Regions from separate parts of the Homo sapiens genome. Here all the other regions are linked to region 3. A link is a contact called in ENCODE Hi-C data. All regions are on one chromosome and are shown on one strand. The core of a region is the stretch at or near the end of the contact, and the rest is flanking DNA. Distances in the headings are between cores, read along the strand shown. Region 1 has its middle 57 kb from the start of ERCC5. Region 2 holds the start of FGF14-IT1 (FGF14 intronic transcript 1). Region 3 has its middle 330 kb from the start of DAOA.

Region 1 (3,741 bases), core at 127-2,626, 2.2 Mb before region 3:
TTGTAATCACGTATTGGAAAGAAATTAAGGAAACATTTTGTGCAACATTCAAGGGGTCAGGGGAACAAAGTACTAGAACTCTTGGAAACAGATTTCATATTTTTTTAAGAAATAATTCAAGGAGGCTTAAAGGGAATTATAAGAATGCAACTATTAATTAATGCATAATAAATAGTTGAATAAAGAATAAGTAATGCAACTACCTTTTACTTTCCTTGAATTTTAGTTTTTCTTCTTTTGGAAGCCTCTAATGGTTGTCATTCATTCATTTATTTATTCAGTATTTACTGAAAACCCACAATGTGCCAAGCAGGGGCTGCAGACACAATAGTGAATAGACAGACAGAGCCAGTCCTCACGGAGGCCATGAGCCCAGTGCAGATGGGCAGAGGCAGAACTGGGGATGGCCTGGTAGGGGGAATACATGAAAACCAATCAGTGCTAGGTGTCCTGGCAGGGGGAGCTTAACCCACAACCAGGGCACAGTGAGGGCTTCTGAGGGAAGGTTTAGCTGGGTGAAGGAGATGGAGGTGAGGGCAGAGAGGAGAGACGGGACATGTCCTAGGCAGAAGGAAGTGTGTGTGCTAAGCTTTGGGGGCAAATAGGAGTGACTTGTTCTGATGACTCGCTGGAAAGACTGTAGCTTCTACGAACCTTTGCTGAAGTAATAACCATTATTAGTGGAATAGTCACTGCTTTCAGGACTGTTTTTAGAGATTTCCAGTATAGCATCTCACTGAATCATCCTGACAACCCTAGCGGCATTAACCCAATTTATATATGAAGATGTGGCTCCACAGAAATAAGCCTCCTCCCAGGTTACACATGGGTGGCAGTTGTTGGGATGGGAACCTCTGTCTCTACGGCACCAAAGCTTGTGCTGTTTACAGAGTATGGCCTTGTGTAAGTTTTCCACTCTGAGCCCTGCAAGGAAATCTCGAATTTTAATTTTATTCTAGCTAATTTGGAGCTATCCAGTTTCGTAAACCTTGTCTTCGTTTGCCACCTGAGCACAAATTAGCTTAAGTGGGCTACTCTTGAGATGAGCCTGCAGAAATGTACTCCTGTTCATAATATGTCTCCAAGAGTAGAATTTTATGAATCCACATACATACCCAGCAAAGACTTCACTAAGTTTTTCTTTGCAAGGAATATTGAGCACGTATTAGAGCGATTAATTTAAAGGTGTATGTTGATCTTAAAACACTAATGTGGGAAGCGAAAGACCGTATTATATAAAGGAGATGCTGAGGTGGAAGCAAATGCTGTTCTTTTGCTTGGGCAACGGCTCAGGAAGAATGAAATGAATGAAATGCGGGCTGCCCTCTGGTGACTTTTCAGCAGAGAAGGCCAAGGGGGTGGGGATGAACTTTAAAACCTCATCTGATCTGTTTGTGGCCATATTCTGTGAACGGTGCTGATGTTTATAGGTCTGTTACTAGGCGGGAACTCTCCCTGAATCAGCAGAGTTAAGCCATGGGGTGATGTGAGAACACCAGTTCTTGGAAACCACCTTTCAGCAATCTTTCAACGGGAGGGCCCGCATGGACTCAGGCAGCACAGCCTTCCAATGCCAAAGACCAGGCCGTAGGGACCTAGTGGGAGAATGGAAGGACACCGATATCTTTGGCAGCAAAGTGCTTGTCTAAGTGGAAATGGCCTTTGGTGCCTGTTAGCCTGAGGTTGGCCAGGCACCTCTGTCCCTGGAGGGCGATATTGCAGAGTAAGCTGCAAGCCCTGGCTGGAGGACTCCGACAGGTGACAGGATGTAAGCTGATGCAGGAGCAGGGTGGTAGGTGAGGGGTGGTGGTGGGGGGTGGCTCGGAGAGCTGCCACGATGTCAGAGTCTGTCCTGTGAGCACGAGGTGCAGAGGACGGTGCTGACTGCCACAGGAGAGCAGAGGCAAGGCAGCCACTGAATGTTCCAGAATGGAGAGGAGGGAAAACGTTGTGTTTAAAACTTCTTGTGGGAAATGGCTACCCGGCACAGGCACAACTTCAAAAGCAGGATGGTAGAAATGGAAACCCGAGGGAGAGACTCCAAGGTTATTGAGGAAAAGAATCACAAGATGTTTTTCTCTGATCGTCTCTTTATTGTCCTCGTTCCTGGTTGAATTTTGAGCTGACCAGCAGAGCCTGAAGTCTGCCGATTGTCGTCTCTACGAAGCAGATGACTGAATACGGAGTTTGATAAATGCAAGAAGTCAAAGCCAACATCTGAAGAAATTTCAGCTGGGATGCTGATGCAATCTCTCTTAGACGAAATGCTTGCTTTGCTTCTATTTCATGCTCCTACCAAGCAGGTGAAATTCTAAGGATTTAGATACCATTACCCTAGAGATCCCAGAATAAAATTCGAGTATGAAATTACAGATGATCGCCACTGGGAGGCCCCAGTGATCTGCAAAATGAACTTTTCCTTCTGGATAAATAAGTGAAAATAAAAGAAATGATTTAAGCAAGTGAATTGAATTATAAAAGATGATATGCAAATGCATCAAAAGCGGCAAGGGGTAAATACACAACAATGTAATGTGATAAACGTGTGGTGTTGTCTTCTTTAATTAGACATTGTTTAAATTCCGCCCCTTGCCTGCGCACTATGCACACGTTATAAAATACATTCTCCAAGTAGAGGAGAAATGGGGGCTGGTTTCTAGTTCTTTGAACGCCGTACAGGTGTTCGTTGGTGTGTGGTGAGGCGGAAGGGGTGACGAGGGAGGAGAGGGAAGAGGATGCCAGTGTAAGGGAATGAAGACAGGGAGCAAGCAGAGAGGACACTGGGGTGGGAAGAGAGGTTTTGCTTCTTACAGCCTAAGAGGAAATGTCTGATCGGACTTGTCAGATTTCCATTTCTTGTAATCTAGTGGTTCTCAAACCTGAGGGTGCATCTGAATCACCTGGAGGTTTTGTCAAAACACAGGTTGCTGAACCCCAACTCCAGAGTTTCTGATTCAGTGATTTGGAATGCGGCCCAAAGATTTGTGTTTCTAAGTTCCTGGTGATGCTGATGCTCCTGGTCTGGGAACCAGACTTTGAGACACACTGTGTGGCTGTACACTACGTCTCCATCTTCAGAGATCATCATTTGAGACTGGGGCACGTTGGTACGAAAGGGAGATGCTTCCACCTACCTGCTCCACTGTGTCCTCCACTCATTTCATCTGCTGTGTCTGATGATTCACATCTCTAAAATGCACCTCTTTCTGGAAAGAACACCTCCCCAAGAGGCCTTCTATGAACCACCTGGGCAAATTCCTCTAGGCTCCATCCTTCCCAAGTTCTTGCAAGATTGCATGATACAGGCTACCATTTTTGCATGCACTTAATATTCTTTATGTGCCACGTATGCCCATTTGAGTCTAACACTTTAAGCATAGTTATAGTCTATGAAGTGAAGACGAAGTGAGAAAAATTGTGCAGAGCTTATTTGACAGCCAGAGACTAAGGGGATATTTCTTAAAATTATAGTTTGGGGACTTTGAATATGAGACGTGTGTCAGCTATTAAAGAACAGAGAGTGACAGTGTTTAATTTTATTGCTACAGTGTGTAATAGCTCCAAATTCAGACAGGCTCTTAATTAAAAATGTGCTCCTAGTACCAGAGATTGGATTCCCAACCTTTATATGGTCTTCAGAGGTATGATTCTGATATACACGAACAGTGACAATGTTGAGTGTGGGATTTATGGGGTACAGAGGAGTTTGTAAGGGATGGGGGAGCATGGTGGGGGAAGCTC
Region 2 (3,555 bases), core at 465-2,964, 2.7 Mb before region 3:
CGCTCACCACTGCTCACTGCTCTTCCTCCCTGGTCTTTCCACCTTCAACCTTGCCCAACCCAGAGCTGTTTTCCACGCTGTAGTCATAATGGTTGTCTAAAGGGTAGATATGATCATGACACAGAAGAGAGCTCACGATCTGTGCCTCACTACCTTGCAACCCCACTCACTACCTGCCACTCCCTAGAAACACCCTCTATTTCTCAGTTGTACTTGATATTCTCGGTCTGCACCACAATCTTTGACGCCCCCAAAGCTTAAAGTATGCTTCTTTCTCTTCCTTGACAGCCTAACCAGTGCCTTTACCACGTGGCTAACTCTTAGTCATTCTTCATGACTCAGTCTGAGTTTTATTCCCTCCAGAAACCTTTCCATGCCCCTCTTCCTTGGCCCTATAGCACCTTGGTCCACCTACACAGAATTGTTCACCACATCATAATTGATCCTGTCTTTTGTCTTTCCTGCTAATTCCTTGAAGGAAGAACTCTTCTTCACCCCTGTATCTCCAGCATCAACAGTTCAAACACAGCAGCACTTTTTAAGTGTTTACTAAGTTTTGTTTTTTGTTTTTTTGAGATTGTAGTTACTGAAAAAGTGATAAAAAGCACGTGGACCTAAAAGAAATAATTCATAAATTTCAGAGTTGTAATAAACTCTGAAAATAATCTTTTTCAACTTCTTAATTTACAAATGAGGTTTATAAAAAAGATTTAAGAAAGATTTTTCCCAATAGCATGGATATGAGAGAAGGAAAAATAAACTAGTGAAGATACCCTCCCCTACCCCGAAAATCTTAAAACTGTCTAAGGAAAAGGTATCTGGGGAATATAATGGATAAATGGAATGCCATCTATTTCAGCACCAACCACACAATTCTATGAAGCGCATGAGGAGCTCTTCCTAGTGTCACCAGTAAAATACGCGTTTCTTCACCCAAGGCTCAAAGCTTCTACCTGTGTTTGTGCCTACAATTCCAAAACTGGCTCTTGGAACAGTCGCTTCCTCCACTGGGAAGGAGTTGCCACACCTGTAAAAGGAACAGGTTGTTTGTGATCGCTAAGGTCAACCTCTTATCTCTGATGGTCTCTGAATTTAGAGTACAATTTAAATATATAGTTAACATAGTCCGGGAGAGATACAGGGAAGGGGTGAGGGAAGTTTACTTACAATCAGGACTGGGTGTGAACGTTATGGGAACCTAGAATATTAGAGCTGGGGCTGATCTGGGATTACTCTAATCAATATCCTTCTTGTAGTAGCCGAGGGGACTGAAGCCCAGAAAACTTCAGGACCCGCCCAGGGTCTCCCAGTAGCTAGTGTGTAAGCTGAGACCAGAACTTGGCTCGTTCTCTCCCAGTCCTGAGCTTGGGCAGAATCACCAGCAACGCCAGCTCCCTTCCCTTTCCTTCAGATGGGTCTCGGGTCCAGAGCTGGCGCCCGCTAGCGGGAGGCCAGACCGGGAGGGCCAAGGCAGCCACCTGTGGCTTTCCCATCCCTCAGGTCCAGCAGTGCACATGGGGTGCCCCCGCGTCAACGCCGGAGGAGTGACCTTGCAAACCCGCGCCCCGCGGGCGGCAGAGCCGGCCGCTCACTGCCCGGTCCCCGGCCACCACGGAAGAGCGAAGATCTCTGCCAGGGCAGGAGCCCTAGCCCCGACCCGCGCCCCAAGTCTCTCCCGCGCGGCGGCTTCCGGCCGCCATGGTTTCCATAGCAACAACAGCACAAGCTGCCGGGTCCCAGAGACGCCCTAGGGTCAGAGGTCATCTCCGTGGCAACGGAAACTTCCCGCGCTACGGCGGCTCCAACGGGCCGCTTCCGCCGCATTGCGTAGCGAAGCCCCCGGCGAGCCGAGGCTGGGAGCGCGGTGATGGCCGGTCCCCGTGAGCAGAGGGCAGCGGCGGCGGGACCGGGGACTCTGGGCCAATGGGTAAAGCCAGGAGGAAGCCCGTGCCTGGCCCGTTGGGCTCCCTCCTCCTCAGAGCCGAAGCAGTCCACACTCGGAACCCAGCTTCACCCGGATTACCGAGGGGTTCCACGCCTGGAGGCAGAGCTGCAGCGTGGGCCCGCTCGCGGCTTTGCAGAAAACAAATAATGACACACTTCTCTGGAAGCCCGGGGCCTGGGCCCAGAGCCGTGGCTTCTGCCAAACTTTCTGGTCCCGGACACCAACTCCCCGCCTCTCAGCCCGAGGCCACAGCGGCCCAGCACCCTGCACCTTTTAAAGTGGCTCCAAAAAGGAGAAAGCCAAATAGATCAGGGTGGTAGGCGCGAGTGCAGGGAGCTGCGAAGTTGGAAGATTACTGCTTTTCAAACTGCCAAAGAGCAAAATACTAAGCGAGAAACTCCGTCCAAAGCAACTGGAACTCGAGGTTCTTTACTAATGAGAGTTCCAGTTACCATCTTCAGAGAAAGGAGCTCAAAAGAGGGAGTTTATTTTTTGCGGAATGTCTTCCTTGTTAAGAAGAAAATTAAAGATTAAAAAAGAAAATGAAGGGTCTGGCAACTATGAACCTAATGGTGCCCTAACGTTTGCTATTCTAAGGCCGAGAATGCCAGATGGGGAGAACGCCATGAGCTTTTGAGCTTGTGTATTTTGCGAGAGGCTCGAGTGTGAACAGTAGACTACAGGCCTTGAGACTGAGAAGGAAGCTATAAAATGTGGGCCAAGGGAATGTCTGCAGGACCGGGTTTCAGAGCACCCTATCGTGGCGGATAAAGAGCCACTAACAGCTTTTTTCTTTATTTAGTAGCCAAATTCTTGGTTGGCGCTTTGAGAAAGGAGTAAGCATTAAGCGAATTTAACCAAGTAAAATGTATCGTCCTGCCCTTTGTAGTCCCATAGTTCACTATCCTAGAGATACCTATTTTTCACTATTTTATTAAAGTGTATTGAAAACCTACCATGTGTCGTGAACAGAGTTTTTGTCAAGAGACAGTGACAAAGGCAGTGGTGCCCAGCAGTTGTTGGGTGACTTTCTTACATGATGTTACCAGACTAATCAAACAAGAACTTCACTGTTCCCTATAAAACATGTCTGCGACATTCATCCTTTTTGCCTTCAAGTTTAGGAAGTCCCTAAGAATCCCTCCTTTTGTTCCCTTCTCTTCATCATCCTACCTTTTACATTCTGACCAAAGTAAAAAAAATAGTGGCAGCTAGAGAACTACACAGGGAAAACATCAGGACATAGTTGGTCTTGATACAAAAGAGCTATTGCATCTCTAGAGGTATACGGGGAGCTGAGAAGTCTCCCTCAGAAAACTCCATGCCCTTCAGTACCCGGGTTCAACACATAACTAAACCTTGTACCTGGTACACAAGTCCTAAGGAACACCACACAGACTATGGCAGTGAGCAGGCAGATGTGTAAATAGGTGTTTCCCTGTCCCTATTTACAGGAGGTAAATAGTATTACCTCCACAGTCCCTCCTGGAGGTAATACTGAGTTGGGCTCAAAGGTTTTATTAAAAATAGGCACAGTGCAATGACTTGTTTAACACTGAAGAGAAGAGCTCCTGTTAGACTGTTCAAACAGCCCAACTGTTTCCCCTTAA
Region 3 (3,518 bases), core at 172-2,671:
CTTGTTACACCTATACAATAAATTGTCAAAAGACGATCATCATTACTTGCAACCAATGGAACTTAAAGATTAATTATGTAAAAGGCTACATAATTTCCTAGTCCCAGAGAACTCCCCAAAATTACTTTTATTTATTAACCATAGTAGCTAATATTCATTCCAAAGGGAAACATATTTAAATGGCTACTTGCATATGAATTAATAGTGATTAGTGAATACCAAAGTAATTCTGCAATGACCACCAAAACAGAAGTACAAATGCTAAAGATAAGAAAACAAAGGATGTTAGAATTAACTAAAAGATTTCCTAACACAACTGCAATCATCAGGACATACTGGTCTTGTGTAATCAGCTTTCTTTTTTTCTTTCTTTTATTTTTGCTTTACATATACCATGGCCTATATATTAGCATAGTACCTGCTAATGCCAGCAAACACTTGCTGATGCTCTTTCTCTCTGATATCATCCAGGATGTTTTTTGATGTTTCATATGTTTTAGGCATGGAGTTTCTTAGAGGTAGAGAAAATATCCTTTATGGGCCAGGCGCAGTGGCTCATGCCTGTAATCCCAGCACTTTGGGAAGCCGAGGAGGGCGGATCACGAGGTCAGGAGACAGAGACCATCCTGGCTAACACGGTGAAACCCTGTCTCTACTAAAAATACAAAAACTTAGCCGGGCGTGGTGGCGGGCGCCTGTGGTCCCAGCTACTCGGGAGGCTGAGGCAGGAGAATGGCGTGAACCCGGGAGGCAGAGCTGGCAGTGAGCCGAGATCGCACCACTGCACTCCAGTCTGGGTGACACAGCAAGACTCTGTCTCAAAAAAAAAAAACAGAGAGAGAGGAGAAAATATCTTTTATAAGAAGAGGAAACTTTTACCAAATTATTAACTCTCCTATTTATAAGAGCTTCACAGAATCGATTCCTGGTTTTCAGAAGGCTGTTTTCAGCTCCAGAAAATTAACCCAGTGGGAAGGAAATTTCATCAATTGATTTTAGTTGCCTTAGATAATCCACAGGGGCAAGTAAGACCTGGACTACATCTCCACTGAAATGTGGGAGAATTTACAATTGGCATACAGCTGTTTCCTGCTACTGCCTTACTCTAGAGAGAGGATGACTTATCACTCAACTGAAGCTCCCAAAAGAAGAGCTGTAGGAGGCCTTGTTACCTCACACAGCTGGCTAAACTCATAACCTGCCCTGTCATGATTGCTATTCTGGGGCTTGATCGATAAAGACTCGGGTGTTCTCAATTCTGTTCTTTTCTTTGCAATCGCAACACTCAACAATTTCTTGCTTGATAACTATATGCAGACACTGCCCTCACTTCCCCAAGGAATTGCACTGTGCCTGCACATCCCTGTCACTTTCACAAAGAGGCAGATAATTTCCTCTCACTGGATAGGGTGCTATGTGGAAATGACGTGAAATCCGCTCAACCTGATTTCCAACATGTGCGTTCGTTTTCTCCCTATTCAGGTCATAGTGATTCATGAGAGAGAGAGGCAGAGCGGGAACTGAAGCAGTTTCAGCCTCACCAAAGTACCTTTCCCCTAGTTCCTCTTACTGTGCTCATTATCCTTTCTTTCCTGCTTACCATACATCGTTTACCAACCCTTTGAAAATTTAAACTACCAGGTTCATCTAGCTCTGGCACTGCTAGAACCGAGACTACAGAAGATGTCTGAGTCTTCCAAGCTATTTGGGTCAAACAAAACAAACAAAACCACACACAGCCACCGAGTTGGGTTATTTTAAGGACTTAGAGCTACAGAAGGCAATCTGTCAGCATCCGAGGCTGTTTCAAAACCACCTCCTCCCTCCGTGCTTGAGTCAAGAGCTGCAGTCTTTCTATCGCCCATAGCCATGCTGCAGCACTTCCTCAATCACCCTCTTCTCGCTGCACGCATTGACTTTCGGTTTCTTCACAGAGTCACTGACAGCTTGCAGCTTTGGCTTATCGATAGCCCCGTGGTTCTCTCCATCCATGACCTACCAGATGGCATTTTAGTTTAGTTCCCACCACTCACTGCCTTATTTAATTGGTATTTCTTGCCCCACATTTCCAAAGCAAGCCCGGTCTGGATTCTGTTTGGTTCAGCCATCTCATGGGTCTCCAGCTGCTTCCCTGTCCTGTAGGCGGCCTGCGTGAGGCGCAGTTCCTACTTCCAAGGTATTGTGGGGCAGTGGCTATTTTTGCAGGCTATTGTGAGGCAGCAGAGGTAAAGTATGAGTTGAAACATACAAACAAAATATGGCCCCTCAGCATTGTAGAACTTTTGCAGATAATGAATTTTAGAACCAAATAGAGCAGGACATTTGTTTTCACAGTGAGTCTTATGGCTCTACTTAGAATCTTGTCACTCTGTTTTGCAGTCACCTCTCCAAGTCATTGTCTTTTATTGTACCCTTGAGAAACAATACTGTTTCCATTCCAACCACTTTACTGAGTATTTTTACTCAGTGGTCAGGTCACAAATAATCTGTTAAGTTTTAAATTCAGTTGTCTTGTATTGCTGATTTCTCTGTCTTATTTAATGTATTATTCACTTCTTAAACTATTTCTCTTGTGGGTTTTTTGGCACTATATTATCTTCTTTCTTCTATGATTAATTTTGTATTTCTTTCTTTTAAATCTCCTCAGCAATCACCACTTAACTATGAGCATTTCTCAAATGTTTGCACTTTTGCTCCTCAAATTTTATATTGTTCTAATCTGAAGGCACCCATGAAGTCACTGCACTGCATGGTTACCTAAGTGCAGATTACTCCAACATTTTAAATTTCATATATTGATTTCATTCCAGCAGAACACTTCAGACTATCTGACTCAAATTTTCAAGAGGAGATTTCTTACCAGGGAATTGAAGTACATGCTCAAGCTGCTTACATGCCCATATGTTCTGTTTCCACTTAGGATAAAATATTTTCTAGTCCAGTACTACAAAATCCTTCCTTGTATTTGACCCTTCACACAGATCTCAATACATGTATCTATTGCTATTCAAGTCATGATATCCATTGCAATGCAGAATGGTAAGTAATTTATTCACAGTACCGATTGATATTACAAACTTTTAAGCAGGGTACGGCAAAAGCATTAGATACTTTATGTATTAAAGAAGCTGTTAACTGTTTTAACAGATAACTAACTCCCAATCCCAAAATTGTATAGTGTAAGCTCAAAAGCTTACACTATAGAAGTTTATATCTCTCCTTGGTAAGATCTGCTCAGGACTCCCTGATCAGTAAGTGACTCTCTTCCAATGTCTGGTATTCTCACACAGAGACTACTGTGTATGTATTTAGATGAAAACAAATGTCTGTGTTACTGGGAACTGGAATTTTGACATGAGAGAAATAAATACATAATTAAGAGAGAAAAAATTTTAAGAGAACACCTGTATTATCAATAAAAATCAGATGAATGGCATCTCTTATTAAAAAAAAAATAAAGATACCCTCATCCGGCCCACAGAAAATGACTAGAAACACTGACCCACTCAAAAGGAATG

The links. A loop is a pair of places that touch in the nucleus more often than their neighbours do. Pooled maps may share reads with other maps.
Region 1: a map with no recorded cell type shows a loop between it and region 3 (5-fold over the local background). The contact joins two enhancer-like sites. A Hi-C loop is called at or near these places in 2 of 37 single-sample maps with no recorded cell type and 2 of 50 pooled maps.
Region 2: a loop to region 3 is called in a map of naive thymus-derived CD4-positive, alpha-beta T cell, with 20 times the contacts of the local background. The contact joins the promoter of FGF14-IT1 here to the enhancer-like site in region 3. A Hi-C loop is called at or near these places in 1 of 168 maps with a recorded cell type or tissue (naive thymus-derived CD4-positive, alpha-beta T cell), 1 of 37 single-sample maps with no recorded cell type and 7 of 50 pooled maps.

What each region holds. Positions count from the first base shown.
Region 1 is chr13:102,901,463-102,905,203 of GRCh38, forward strand. No RefSeq gene overlaps it. Among named protein-coding and RNA genes, the nearest start is that of ERCC5, 57 kb to the left of the region's middle. Within about 2 kb of position 1,377, at least 3 of the 41 ENCODE cell types and tissues checked have a DNase peak (open chromatin) inside an H3K27ac peak, as active enhancers do.
Region 2 is chr13:102,392,805-102,396,359 of GRCh38, forward strand. FGF14-IT1 (FGF14 intronic transcript 1) reads right to left here and starts at 1,715. Exons shown (of 4, transcript NR_036486.1): 1 at 1,550-1,715; 2 at 954-1,027. It overlaps FGF14-AS2 (FGF14 antisense RNA 2), which reads left to right and starts at 1,774. Exons shown (of 1, transcript NR_036487.1): 1 at 1,774-2,901. It also overlaps a transcript of FGF14 not described here. RefSeq lists an enhancer at 1,621-1,850.
Region 3 is chr13:105,138,075-105,141,592 of GRCh38, forward strand. No RefSeq gene overlaps it. Among named protein-coding and RNA genes, the nearest start is that of DAOA, 330 kb to the right of the region's middle. RefSeq lists enhancers at 1,517-1,726, 1,777-2,186. Within about 2 kb of position 1,422, at least 22 of the 41 ENCODE cell types and tissues checked have a DNase peak (open chromatin) inside an H3K27ac peak, as active enhancers do.